Linked DNA regions of Homo sapiens: region 2 is linked to region 1. Evidence: chromatin contacts called from ENCODE Hi-C or POLR2A ChIA-PET data. All regions are on one chromosome and are shown on one strand. Each heading gives the region's core, a stretch centred on a gene start or an enhancer-like site at or near the end of the contact. The rest is flanking DNA. Distances are from core to core; before and after follow the strand shown.

Evidence for each region. Hi-C counts contacts between places; a loop is a spot of excess contacts on that map. ChIA-PET counts read pairs that join two places held with the same protein, here RNA polymerase II (POLR2A). Pooled maps may share reads with other maps.
Region 2: a loop to region 1 is called in a map of vagina, with 15 times the contacts of the local background. The contact joins the enhancer-like site here to the promoter of KPNA2 in region 1. A Hi-C loop is called at or near these places in 2 of 168 maps with a recorded cell type or tissue (OCI-LY7 and vagina), 3 of 37 single-sample maps with no recorded cell type and 12 of 50 pooled maps. POLR2A ChIA-PET finds 5 or more read pairs at or near these places in 16 of 52 experiments (A549, A673, AG04450 and 12 more).

What each region holds. Positions count from the first base shown.
Region 1 is chr17:68,031,267-68,038,732 of GRCh38, forward strand. KPNA2 (karyopherin subunit alpha 2) reads left to right here and starts at 4,469. Exons shown (of 11, transcript NM_002266.4): 1 at 4,469-4,574; 2 at 5,844-5,941; 3 at 6,092-6,229. The coding sequence starts at 5,867. RefSeq lists a silencer at 4,202-4,251 and enhancers at 4,215-4,762, 4,782-5,001.
Region 2 is chr17:68,068,886-68,075,758 of GRCh38, forward strand. No RefSeq gene overlaps it. Among named protein-coding and RNA genes, the nearest start is that of LINC00674, 29 kb to the right of the region's middle. Within about 2 kb of position 1,891, at least 7 of the 41 ENCODE cell types and tissues checked have a DNase peak (open chromatin) inside an H3K27ac peak, as active enhancers do.

The DNA of each region.
Region 1 (7,466 bases), core at 3,219-5,718:
CTCAGCTACTTGGGAGGCCGATGTACGAGAATCACTTCAGCCCAGGAGGTTGAGGCTGCAGGGAGCTCTGATCGTGCCACTGCACTCCAGCCTGGATGACAGAGCAAGACCCTGTCTCAAAAAGAAGAAAAAATTGAGAAAGTGGTGTGTTTGAGGGATGTTGTATAGTTCACAGAACTGAAACATGAGTTTACAAGACGGCCTAGAAAGACAGTAACTAAAGGGCCTCAGCCTCAGTAGCTGGTGGTCCTATGTCTTTCAGCCAGCTCAGCTCCAGGCCCCTTTCTTTCTTTCTTTGCATGTTTTAACTCAACATTCATATTTTGAAGGAAGATAATCTGAATGGATTTTTTTTTTTTTTTTTTTTTGAGACAGCATCTCACTCTGCCACCTAGGCTGGAATGCAGTGGTACAATCTCGGCTCAATGCAGCCTCCACCTCCCAGGCTCAAGCCATCCTCCCACCTCAGCCTCCCAAGTAGCGGGGACTACAGGCATATACCAACATGCTTGGCTAATTTTTTATTTTTATTTATTTATTTTTTTAGACAGAGTGTCACTCTGTTGCTCAAGCTGGAGTGCAGTGGCACAATCTCAGCTCACTGCAACCTCTGCCCCTGCGTTCGAGCGATTCTTGTGCCTCAGCCTCCCGAGTAGCTGGGACTACAGGCACGAGCCACCGCGCTTGGCTAATTTTTGTATTTTCAGTAGAGACAGGGTTTTACCATGTTGGCTGGGCTGGTCTTGAACTCCTGACCTCAAGTGACCCACCTGCCTCGGCCTCCCAAAGTGTTGGGATTACAGGCGTTAGCCACTGCTCCCAGCCTCTGCTAATTTTTTTTTTTTTTTTAATTTTTGTAGAGATGGTGGTTTGGAGGAGGGCATCTCGCTATGTTGCCCAGGCTGGTGAATGGATATTAAGAACTGAATGTTTGCATCCCCCTCAAAAATTCATATGTTGAAAACCTAACTCCCAGTATGATAGTATTTGGAAATGGGGCCTCTGGGAGGTTGAGATGAATTCATGAGGGTGGGGCCCTCATGATGAGATTAGTGTCCTTATAAAAAGAGCCATCAGGCCGGGCGCAGTGGCTCATGCCTGTAATCCAAGCACTTTGGGAGGCTGAGGTGGGTGGATCATGAGGTCAGGAGTTCAAGACCAGCCTGGCCAACATGGTGAAACCCCATCTCTACTAAAAATACAAAAATGAGCCAGGTGTGGTGGCATGCACTTGTAATCCCAGTTACTTGGGAGGCTGAGGCAGGAAAATCACTTGAAACCAGGAAGCAGAGGTTGCAGTGAGCTGAGATCGCGCCATTGCACTCCAGCCTGGGTGACAGGGCGAGACTCCATCTAAAAAAAAAAAAAAAAGAAGAGACACCAGAGAGCTTTCACTCTCCCTTCTCTGTGCTAAAATGAAGAGATCATGCTAGCACACAATTAGGCGATGGTCATCTGGACGCCAAAGAGGGGGGCCCTTCCTGGAAACTGACCACTCTGGCACCCTTATTTCAGATTTCGTGATCCAGAAATGTGAGAAAAATAAATGTTTGTTATCTAAGCCTCCCAGCCTGTAGTACTTTGTTATGGTAACCTAAGCGGACTATGCTAGTGGACTAACACATCAGCTAAAACTTGGTCATAAATGATAGGACTTTTTTTTTTTTTTTTGAGACGGCGTCTTGCATTGTCGCCTGGGCTGTAGTGCAGTGGCACCATCTCAGCTTACTGCAACCTCTACCTCCCAGGTGTAAGTGATGCTTGTATCTTAGCCTCCTGAGTAGCTGGGACCACAGGTGTGTGTTACCACACCTGCCTAATTTTTTATATTTTTTAGTAGAGACAGGGTTTTGCCATGTTGGACAGGCTAGTCTTTTTTTTTGAAATGGAGTTTCGCTCTTGTTGTCCAGGCTGGAGTGCAATGGTGTGATCTCGGCTCACTGCAACCTCTGCCTCCCAGATTCAAGCAATTCTCCTGCCTCAGCCTCCCAAGTAGCTGGGGTTACAGGTGCTTGCCACCACGCCCAGCTAATTTTTTGTATGTTTTAGTAGAGACAGGGTTTCCCTTTGTTGGCCAGGCTGGTCTTGAACTCCTGACCTCAGGTGGTCTGCCCACCTCAGCCTCCCAAAGTGCTAGGATTACAGGTGTGAGCCACTGTGCCCGACGATATCGTATCTTTCAAAGGCAATTTTGGGCATTATACTTCTGTTTCAGGTTGTTTTTAGGTGCAAGTACAGAATAGTGGTTCAGAACACAGATCCTGGAACCAGACTGCTTATGGCTGAATCCTGTCTTTGCCATTTACTGGCTGTGTGACCCTGGAACAAGTTACATAAACACTTGTGATTCAGTGCTCTCTTTTGTGAAATAGAGCAAATAACAGTACTACCTCACAGTTGTGAAGATCAAGTGTATTAATATATGGTAAACACTCAGAACACTTCTGGGCACATAGTAGTCAGTATTTTCAAGCAAAAGAAACTCAACTTGGCTTGGTATGGTGGTCAGGCCTATAATTCCAGCACTTTGGGAGGCTGAGGTGGGTGGATTGCTTGAGCTCAGGACTTCGAGACCAGCTTGGGCAAAATAGTGAAACCCTGTCTTTACAAAAAATGCAAAAATTAGCTGGACGTGGTGGTGTGTACCTATAGTCCCAGCTATTTGGGAGGCTGAGGTGGGAGGATGGCTTCAGCCCAGGAGGCAGAGGTCGCAGTGAGCTGAGATCGTGCCACTCCACTCCAGCCTGGGCGACAGAGCTAGACCCTGTCTCAAAGAAAAGAAAAAAAAGAAAAAAAAAAAGAGAAGAAACTCAACTTGACAATACAAAAGAAATGTGTATCGGATCTCCTACCTGCAAACCTTCAGAGATAGAGCAGGTCAGACCTCTCAAGGTTTCCCTACAGTTTTCTTATTCAGATTTCTAGGACTCACATCCCTTAGTTCAGAAGAACAGAGGCTGCTTTCCTACCTCCAACCAGTAAACAAAAGGCAGAGGCTGTCCAACTGGATGAATTTAGGTCATGTGCCTGCCCCTGAACCATTCTCAGTAGCTGAGAGAATGCCACACAGTGATTGGTTTAGGGGTGAATTCCTTCCACATTCTTGCATTTAGGGGGATGGGATTATGCTGATTAAGAGTAGGTCCAACCCTTTATGAACTCTGGCTTTACGATGAATGAGGCTGGCATTAATGCCTGCAAAAATGGACAAACTTGCTGTTTGAATTTATTTATAGTAAGAAATAAACCATGAAAACTTTTCTAAAATGTAATCTTTTAGAACACAAAAAAATTGCAGAAACAAAAATGGCCCAGAATCCTGATGCTCTGTTGACCATCTTTGTTTTGTTTGTTCGTTTGAGCATATGGCAAAAAATGCAAAATTCAGAAATGTGTAATGAGCATAGAATGTTACTATAACAATTGAAAAAACTTGAACACACACTACATACTAAACAACAGCATGAAATTTCAGTTTTTCTGAATTTGATGACTGCAGTGTGGTTATATAAGAGAATGTCTTTTCTTAGGAGAGACACCGTGAAACAGAGGAAAAAGGACATGATTCTGAAACTTTCTCTTAAAGTAACATATTAAAATCACACATATGTACACGCGTGCATATGTATACATATATATGTATAGAGAAAGCAATAGCAAATGTGGCAAAATGTTAAGATTTGGCAAATCTGGATAAAGATTTGCAATTCTGCTGCATTTGAAATTATTTAAAAATAAAAAACTTGAGTTTTTGGAGAAACAGGCATAAGAAACCTTTTGTTTCCATATTTGCGGCTTCTATACAGTCTTTTATGATGCAATTAAAAAAAAACTAAACTAAAAAATATAACACAAATCTTCCCTCCCATAGTAGCCAGAAACCCCCGCCGAGTACTTTGGGTGTCATAATAGGAAAAAAATGCAAAGCAATATGTTTTTCTATAAAGATTACTTATTTACTAATTAGAATTTTTTTATTTTCATGAAGATCAACAACAAAGTTTTTAAAATAATGACTTAGAGAATCATTTTGTGGTATTTGTTTAAGGCTGTCGCCCAGGAAAACGCCCAAGGACCATGCACGCTTCAACCCTATGGAAACACGAACGGCCCAGGGAACCGCCCCTTCGCGCTGCTTGACGGGATCTGGAGTCCTCCCGCTCCGCCCCGCCAGGCGCTCAGGGACCGCCCGGCCGCTCCCTCACCGCCCGGCCGCTCCCTCACCGCCCGGCCGCTCCCTCACCGCCCGGCCGCTCCCTCACCGCCCGGCCGCTCCCTCATCTCGCGATGCCATCCTCTTTTTTTTTTTTTCTTTCCCCCCTCCCACTCGCCCCCAAGCCCTATGACTCCCTCCCCTCCCAACGTGTTTTTCAAATCCACCAATGGGCACACAGCTTAGGCTCGAACCAGCCAATCGGAATGCGGAGTCACCGGGAAATTTAAATCGCGCCGGCCGGCTGCACGAGCCACACGGTCTTTGAGCTGAGTCGAGGTGGACCCTTTGAACGCAGTCGCCCTACAGCCGCTGATTCCCCCCGCATCGCCTCCCGTGGAAGCCCAGGCCCGCTTCGCAGGTACAGACTCAGGCGGCGGCCCGGCCCGAGCGCTAACGGCTTGCCCGTGGGCGGCGTTCGCCTTTTGGGTTGGGGGAGGGAGGCCCCGGGTCCACGCCGAGCCTGGCTCTGCCTCCCGCGTTGACTAGGCCTCGGGGGCGACGTTCATTGACCAGGCGGCTGAGTTTCGCGGGGTCTGCGGGTTTAGGGCGCCGACGCTCTGCAAACGGCAGCGGAGGCCTTAACGCGTCGCGGCCGGGAGAATCGGAGCGAGCCAGGCTTGAGGGCGAATGTCCCGGGAGGACTTGTGGCGGCCCTGGTTTCGCCTCCTCCTTTCTCGTTGCATCTTCCCCGGCGTGGGGGCAGGGGCTGGGGGTGGCAGTTGGGAGCACCGTCTCTGACACCTAGGCCCCGGGGGTGGCTCTGCCACCAAGTCGTAGGCGAGCGTAATGAAAGCAAAGATAGCAAATTGTAAGGAGGGCTTTGACTTTTGTCATCTTCTGAATGACGCACAGCTGATGTCATCCTAATTAAGCGCATTCACTCCTAGTCTCTGGAAATGCAAATCAAATATGCGAGATGCGGCACTGCATTTTTAATGTTGACCATAATGTAATGATGAAGCAAATTTTTATTTAATTTTCGAGTCTGCACCTATTTTGGCCAAGTAAAGACAGTAAAATAGGGAGAGCCTCCTGAGGATCTGAATTTATTGCCCTGGCACATAATTTTTAGCTGTAAGTTGACTTGGTTCCCCTACTTTGTCTTGAATTAACTATTAGGGACTCTGGAGTATCGAACTAGGCTGTCAGAAACGGTGGATACATGTGGCTAGTCCAAATTGAAATACGCTGTAAGCTTAAAGTACACAAAAGATTTCAAAGATGGAGTATGGAAAAAGAATGTAGAAGATGTCAGTTATTTTATATATTGATAACACGTTGAAATACTATTTGGATATGTTGGGTTAAGTAAAATACATTATTAAAATTAGTTTCACTTGTTTCTTTTCTCCTTTTTAAAAATATGGCTACTAGGAAGTTTCAATTTATATAGCTTGCATTCTATTTCTGATGGAGAGCCCTCTCCAGGAAGTCTCAGCCCTTTAGAGGGAAGGGGGACACTTCCCCTTTGGGTAAAGCTATTTCATAGTGCCGAAAACATGATGATCCCCCCTCTAGTATACAGGTGTGGATTCAGTAGATGCTTGATAATTCAGTTCTTATTTGGTACTATTATTGACAAAGGAAAATGATAAAGGAAATATTTTTCTCTTCCCCCATCTTTTAGCTTTCTCCCTTTGTCTCATAACCATGTCCACCAACGAGAATGCTAATACACCAGCTGCCCGTCTTCACAGATTCAAGAACAAGGGAAAAGACAGTACAGTGAGTACCTTCTGTTGCTTTCCTGTGGTGGTATTTAAATGGGAAGACATTTGGAAAGGGGTGAAAACTGAGGTATTTAAAAAAAAAATGCCCTCACTTAGCAACAAAAACTGGTGTGATAGGTGAAACGGCATGTTATCTTTTCTCAAGGAAATGAGGCGTCGCAGAATAGAGGTCAATGTGGAGCTGAGGAAAGCTAAGAAGGATGACCAGATGCTGAAGAGGAGAAATGTAAGCTCATTTCCTGATGATGCTACTTCTCCGCTGCAGGAAAACCGCAACAACCAGGTAAAAAATGTATTTTAGTTTATGAGTTACGTGAAATCCAGAAAATCAGTAGGGACTTTTCTTAGAAATTCAAGTAAACTTAACATTTCTAGTCTTAACGGTTTTAACTATCTGTGAACATCTTTTTCTCTGTTTGCAATTAGTAATTGTCTTCTTTCCTGCCTTCTGTAATCCACTGAAGCTGATTTAGGATCTTCCTTTAGCTCTGACCTTCCTTCAGACTTCCCTGCATTTCTAGCTACTAGCTGGGTACCTTGGCCTGACCAGTGTGTCCAGAGCCAGCCAGTTTCTGGTTTATTTCTTCTTTTTTTTTTTTTTCCCCCGAGATGGAGTCTTGCTCTGTTGCTCAGGCTGGAGTGCAGCAGCACAATCGGCTCACTGCAACCTCTGCCTCATGGGTTCAAGCAATTCTCCTGCCACAGCCTCCTGAGTAGCTGGGATTATGGGTGCGCATCACCACGCTTGGCTAGTTTTTGTATTTTTTTGTTTTTGTTTCTTTGAGACAGAGTTTTGCTCTGTCGCCCAGGCTAGCGTGCAGTGGTGCGATCTCCGCTCACTGCAAGCTCCATCTCCCGGGTTCACGCCATTCTCCTGCCTCAGCCTCCTAAGTAGCTGGGACTACAGGCGCCCGCACCCTGTCTGGCTAATTTTTTGTATTTTTAGTAGAGACGGTGTTTCAACATGTTAGCCAGGATGGTCTCGATCTCCTGACCTCGTGATCCACCCGCCTCAGCCTCCCAAAGTGCTGGGATTACAGGCGTGAGCCACTGCCCGGCCTGTTTTTGTATTTTTAGTAGAGGCGGGGTTTCACCATGTTGGCCAGGCTAGTCTTGAACTCATGACCTCGTGATATGCCTGCCTTGGTCTCCAGAAGTGCTGGGATTACAAGCGTGAGCCACCAGGCCCTTCCCGTTTTTGGTTTATTTCTGCCTTTTTTGGTATTCTCTATGTTTTTGTATTTGTCACCAGCTTTGTTCAGGACTTTCCTTCTGAAATATTTACAGTAGCCTCCTAATTTATCATATCCTTCTTTATGCCATATACTATTTTCCTGAAATTTTTCCTGAAGTACTGCTTTAGACCTGTGTTTTCGCTCCTTAAAATCCATACTCCAAATTGCTTGAACCTGGGAGGTGGAGGTTGCAGTGAGCCAAGATCATGCCATTGCACTCCAGCCTGTGCAACAAGAGTGAAACTCCGTCTCAAGGAAAAAAATAAAAATAAAATAAATCCATAC
Region 2 (6,873 bases), core at 641-3,140, 35 kb after region 1:
CTTGGCTGACTGCACATCTTAGGATCTGTCAACCTCCATAATCACGTGAGCCAATTCTTTGTAGTAAATGTATATATTATATATATATGATTTATTATATACATATCATTTATTTATATAGATCAATATATATCATTTCTTATCCCTATGTCTTTTTTTTTTTTTTTTTGAGGCAGGTTCTTGCTCTGTCACCAAGGCTTGAGTACAATGGTGTGGTCATGGCCTCACTGCAGCCTCAACCTCCTGGGCTCAAGCAATGCTCCCACCTCAGTCTCCTGAGTAGCTGGGACCACAGGTGTGCGCCAGCACACCTGGACAATTTCTTTTTTTTGAGCTAGGGTCTCACTTTGCCACCCAGGCTGGAGTGCAGTGGCATGATCTTGGCTCACTGCAACATTCACCTCCCCGGTTCAAGAAATTCTCCAGCCTTAGCCTCCTGAGTAGCTGAGACCACAGGCATGTGGCACCGTGCCTGGCTAATTTTTGTGTTTTTTGTAGAGATGGAGTTTCACCATGTTGCCCAGGCTAGTCTTGATCTCCTGAGCTCAAAGCAATCTGCTACCTTGGCCACCCAAAGTGCTAGGATTACAGGCATGAGCCACCGTGCCTGGCTCAACCTGGCTAATTAAAAAAAAAATTTTTTTTTTTTGTAGAGACAGGGTCTCACTATGTTGCTCAGGTGGCCTCAAACTCCTGGGCTCAAGTGATCCTCCTGACTTGGCCTCCCAAAGTACTGGGTGAGCCACCATGCCTGGCAATGATTTATTATAGATAGATATATCCTATAGGTTCTATTTCTTTGGAGATCCCTGAGAGATAGTGTTGTAACCAAGCGAGTTATAGAGAAACGCCACACTTTGAGACAAATTATGGAGTCCTTTATTAGCCGGCGACTGAGAGACAGCTAGCACTCAAAATTCTCTCAGCCCCGAAGAAGGGGCTAGATTCTCTTTTATACTATGGTCTAAATAGGGGAGGGGGAGTTTAACTGAAGCAGTTTTACAGAAGCAGAACAGGCAAAAAGTTAAAAAATTAATTGGTTATAGAAGCAGTTGTAAAAGATAAACAGTTCCAGGTGCAGGGGCTTAAACTATCACTAAGAGATAAATGCAGGGGCTTTTAGATACCTTCCACCGAGCACATTCCCAGGAGCTGCTGGTACAGCCTGCCTCAATATCTTATCAGCAGGTGCATTACTGGATGTGCTTAGAGTCAGCTTGCACTAGTTATTCCCTTAAGGGGGATAAAGGGGGCTGTGAATGAAGAAACTAAAATGGAGTCTGTCTGGCTCTCTCTGCTAGGAGAGAGTCACTCAGGTTAAAACAAGGTAGGTTATCACAATATATGTATGTGTTTGTGTATATATATATAACTTCTTATATATATCATTTATATATATGATTTATTATGTATATATCTCTCTTCTATTGGTCCTGTTTCCTTGGAGAATCCTGATTGATACATGACTATTACAAATAAAGCTGTTATAATTATTTGTGTACAATATTTTATATGAACATAAATTTTCATTTCTCTGGGAGGGTGATTGCTGGGTCTTGTGGTAAGCGTACGTTTAACTTTATAAGAAACTGCCAACTGTTTTCTAGAATGGCAGTACCATTTTGCATCCACTCCTCATTTTAACTATTTTGTTCTATGAGTTAAATGTGTTAACTTCAGCATGGGCTGACATTCGAAGGCTGGTCATGCAGGGATCTTTGCTTACTTGAATTATAATCACCACTGCGACACACATCCTTGTTTTAACTTTCACATATGTAAGCCAAGCACAGAGGTCTGAAGGTTTAGAGATTTGAAATAACAAACCTGGCTGCCTCAGATTTTCTTGGCTGGCACCAGGCCTTGCCAGACCTTTGAATTGGCTGGGTGCAGGGAAGGGTCACCAGGAAACTCAGGCTGCCCGGACCGACAGGAAGCATGGGACGAAGCTTACTCCGGGTCTGGCTCGTGGTCAGCCTGGCTGGGGTCTGAGGCTTCCAGGCCGGAACAGTGTGCATGGTCAGGAAACAGCCTGGACTCTTGAAATCACCCCACCCCTGAAAAATGAATTCATGAACAGAGACGCTCCCAGCTCCTTTTTTTGAGAAATAGCATCTTTTAGCCTGGAATAAAATCAATTTGCAGAGCTGCTATGACTCCGTGTTCCTCGGGCTCTGCGCACCTCTGCATCAGTGGCAAGTGGCTTTGGGACTTATTTTCCTGGAGAAGGTGGCTGTGGAGTTTTCTTTTCTTTTAATTTTTAATTAACCTTTTGTTGTTGTTGTTTTAGAGACGGGAGAGTCTCACTATGTTGCCAAGGCTGGTCTTGAACTCCTGGCCTCAAGCGATCCTCCTGCCTCAGCCTTTCGAAAAGCTGGGATCACAGGAGTGAGTCACGGTGCCTGGCTCTAGAGTTGTTTACTGATGCTTTATATATATATAAAATATATATGATATATTATATATAAAATATATAATATATAATATACAAAATATATAATATATAATATATAAAATATATAATATATCATATACAAAATATATAATATACAAAATATATAATATATAAAATATATATTACATAATATATAAAATATACGTTACATAATATATAAAATATACGTTACATAATATATAAAATATACGTTACATAATATATAAAATATACGTTATATAATACATAAAATATATGTTATATAATACATAAAATATATATTATATAACATAAAATATATATTATATAATATATAAAATATATATTATATAATGTATAAAATATATATTATATATAGTATAAAATATATATTATATAATGTATAAAATATATATTATATATAGTATAAAATATATATTATATATAATATAAAATATATATTATATATAATATATAAAATATATATTATATATAATATAAAATATATATTATATAAAAATATATTATATAAAATATATATTATATATTGTATATAAAATATATATTATATATTGTATATAAAATATATATTATGTATTGTATATAAAATATACATAATATATATAAAATATATATAATAAATATATAATATATAATATATACAAAATATATATAATAAATATATATTACGTATTATATATAATATATATATAATATATATATTATATATAATTAATATATATTATATATATATAAAATATATAAATATATATATATATAAATATATATATATATATATATATAATATATATATTATATATAATATAAAATATGTATAATAAATATATATTATATATAAAAGATATAATATATATATTATATATAATATATATAAAATATAAATATATAATATATATAAAATATAAATATATAATATATATAAAATATAAATATATAATATATAATATATAATAAATATATATTATATATAATAAATATATATTATATATTATATGTAATAAATATATATAACATATAATATATATAATATATATTATATATAATAAATTTATATATAATATATATTATATATAATAAATTTATATATAATATATATTATATATATTAAATATAAAATATATATATATAAATATATATATATTATATATAATATATATAAAAATATATAATAAATATATATTATATATAATATAAAATATGTATAATAAATATATATTATATATAAAATATATAATATATATATTATATATAATATATATAAAATATAAATATATAATATATATAAAATATAAATATATAATATATATAAAATATAAATATATAATATATAATATATAATAAATATATATTATATATAATAAATATATATTATATATATATATATAATATATATTAAATATTAATTATATAATATATATAAAATATAAAATTATATAATATATATAAAATATAAAATATATAATATATAATATATAATAAATATATATTATATATAATAAATATATATTATATATTATATGTAATAAATATATATAACATATAATATATATAATATATATTATATATAATAAATTTATATATAATATATATTATATATAATAAATTTATATATAATATATATTATATATATTAAATATAAAATATATATATATAAATATATATATATTTGAGACAGAGTCTTGCTCTGTTGCCCAGGCTGGAGTGCAGTGGTGCAATCTCGGCTCACTGCAAGCTATGCCTCCTGGGTTCACGCCATTCTCCTCCCTCAGCCTCCCAAGTAGCTGGGACCACAGGCGCCCGCCACCACGCCTGGCTAATTTTTTGTATTTTTAGTAGAGATGATATTTCACCATGTTAGCCAGGATGATCTCAATCTCCTGACCTTGTGATCTGCCCGCCTCAGCCTCCCAAAGTGCTGGGATTACAGGCATGAGCCACTGCGCCCGGCCTACTGATGCTTAATATTATGACTTTCTCCTTTCCACCCTCCCTGCACCCCTCACCCCACGTTAACAGGTACAAATATATGTATATATATAAAATATATATATCTTTATATTATATTTATATGTTTTTTTATAGAGATGGGGTCTTGCTATGTTGCCCAGGTTGTTCTCAAACTCCCAGCCTCAAGTGATCCTCCTGCCTTCGCCTCCCAAAATGCTAGGATAACAGTGGGAGCCACCACACCCAGCCCATATTTTTTATCTTGTTTATGGTTATTATTACCTAACAGTATAAGGTTTCTGAACATACTGCATTTGGGTACTGTTTTGATAAATAGATTCAATTAGACATCACAATGGTATGGACCTTTCTAGTTTTACATTATCTCACCTGAGGCAGGTGAACTGTTAACTCCATGTTATCCAGAATTTCCCAGGGCTAGAACCCATAGATTCAGAGCTTTTCTATTTTTTTTTTTTTTTGAGACAGGGTCTCACTCCCATCACCCAGACTGGAGTTCAGTGATGCAATCTTGGATCACTTCAGCCTTGACTTTTAGGGGTTCAATGATCCTCCCACCTCAGCCTCTGGGGTAGCTGGGACTGTAGGCGTGTGTCACCATGCCCGGATAATTTTTTTTTTTTTTTTTCAGTAGAGACAGGGTTTCGACCATGTTGCCCAGGCTGGTCTTGAATTCCTGGACTCAAGCGTCAAGCTGGCCGGGCGCGGTGGCTCACGCCTGTAATCCCAGCACTTTGTGAGGCTGAGGTGGGTGGATCATGAGGTCAAGTGATCGAGACCATTCTGGCCAACATGGTGAAACTCTGTCTCTACTAAAAATACAAAAATTAGCTGGGCGTGGTGGTGCGCACCTGTAGTCTCAGCTACTCAGGGGGAGGCTGAGGCAGGAGAATCCCTTGAACCTGGGAGGCGGAGGTTGCAGTGAGCCAAGATCGTGCCACTGCACTCCAGCCTGGCAACAGAGCGAGACTCTTGTCTAAAAAAAAAAAAAAAAAAAAAAAAAGCCTCAAGCTATCCATCCATCTTGGCGTCCCAAAGAGTTGGGATTACAGGTGTGAGCCATGACACCTAGCTTAGATTCATAACTATTAAGGCAGTCTCCAAAGCTCCCATGGCTACAAGTGGTTGATCAGGAGCTGGAAGCGGGGGGACTGTCTGGTTCTGTGCCTTACTGTCATTCTAGTGTGGAGCTGTCCGATGTGAAAGCCACTAGATGCATCTGGCAGGGGGCACGTGATATGGCTGGTCCATATTGAGATGTGTGGGAAGTGCAAAATCCACATGGTAAGACTTGGTATACAAAGGATAATGAATGTAGGGTATCTCATTAATATATTTTTATACAGATGTTCCTCAACTTATGATGAGGTTATATTCTGATAAATCCATTATTAAAGTCAAAAAAAATCCTTTAATGGAACCATGGTTAAATTGGGGACCATCTGTATTATTTACATGCTGAAATGATATTTTGGATTTGTTGGGTTAAATATTTTATAAAAATGAATAATCCCATCTGTCTTTTTTTTTTTTTTTTTTTTTTTTTGATTCAGAGTTTCACTCTTGTTGCCCAGGCTGGAGTGCAACGGCTTGATCTTGGCTCACTGCAACCTCTGCCTCCTGCGTTCAAGCGATTCTCCTGCCTCAGCCTCCTGAGTAGCTGGGATTACAGGCCCTGCCACCATGCCCGGGTAATTTTTGTATTTTTAGTAGAGATGGGGTTTCTCCATGTTGGCCAGGCTGGTCTTGAACTCCTGACCTCAGGTGATCCACCCACCTCGGCCTCCCAATGTGCTGGGATTACAGGTGTGAGCCACTTCGCCCAGTCCCCCATCTGCCTGCTTCCCTCCATCCCTCCCTCCCTTCCTTCCCTCCGTTTCTCTCTCTCTCTTTCTCAGGGTCTTACTCTGTTGCCTCGGTTGGAGTACACTGGCATGATAAGGGCTCACTGCAGCTTTGATTTCCCAGGCTCAAGTGATCCTCCCACCTCAGCCTCCCAAAGTGCAGGGATCACAGGTATGAGCCACTGCACCCGGCCTCATATTTTTATTTACAAATATTTTAGACATTTGAAATACTACAGCATTCAGATCTGCTTACAAAATGAATGAAAATGACTGCTTATCAAGAAACTACTATGACTTTGTGACATGACTATAGCAGTCTTATAAGTAAATTTGGAGTAGTTAAGCAGATCTAAAATATGGAGTAACACTTAGGCTGGCCGTGGTGGCTCACAACTGTAATCCCAGCACTTGCAGAGGCCAAGGTGAGTGGATCACTTGAGGCCAGGAGTTCAAGACCAGCCTGGCCAACATGGTGAAACCCTGTCTCTACTAAAAATACAAACAAAAAAATTAGGCAGGTGTGGTGGTACATGCCTGTAGTCCCAACTACTCAGGAGGCTGAGTCATGAGAATCGCTTGAGCCTGGGAGGCAGAAGCTGCAGTGAGCCGAGATCATGCCACTGC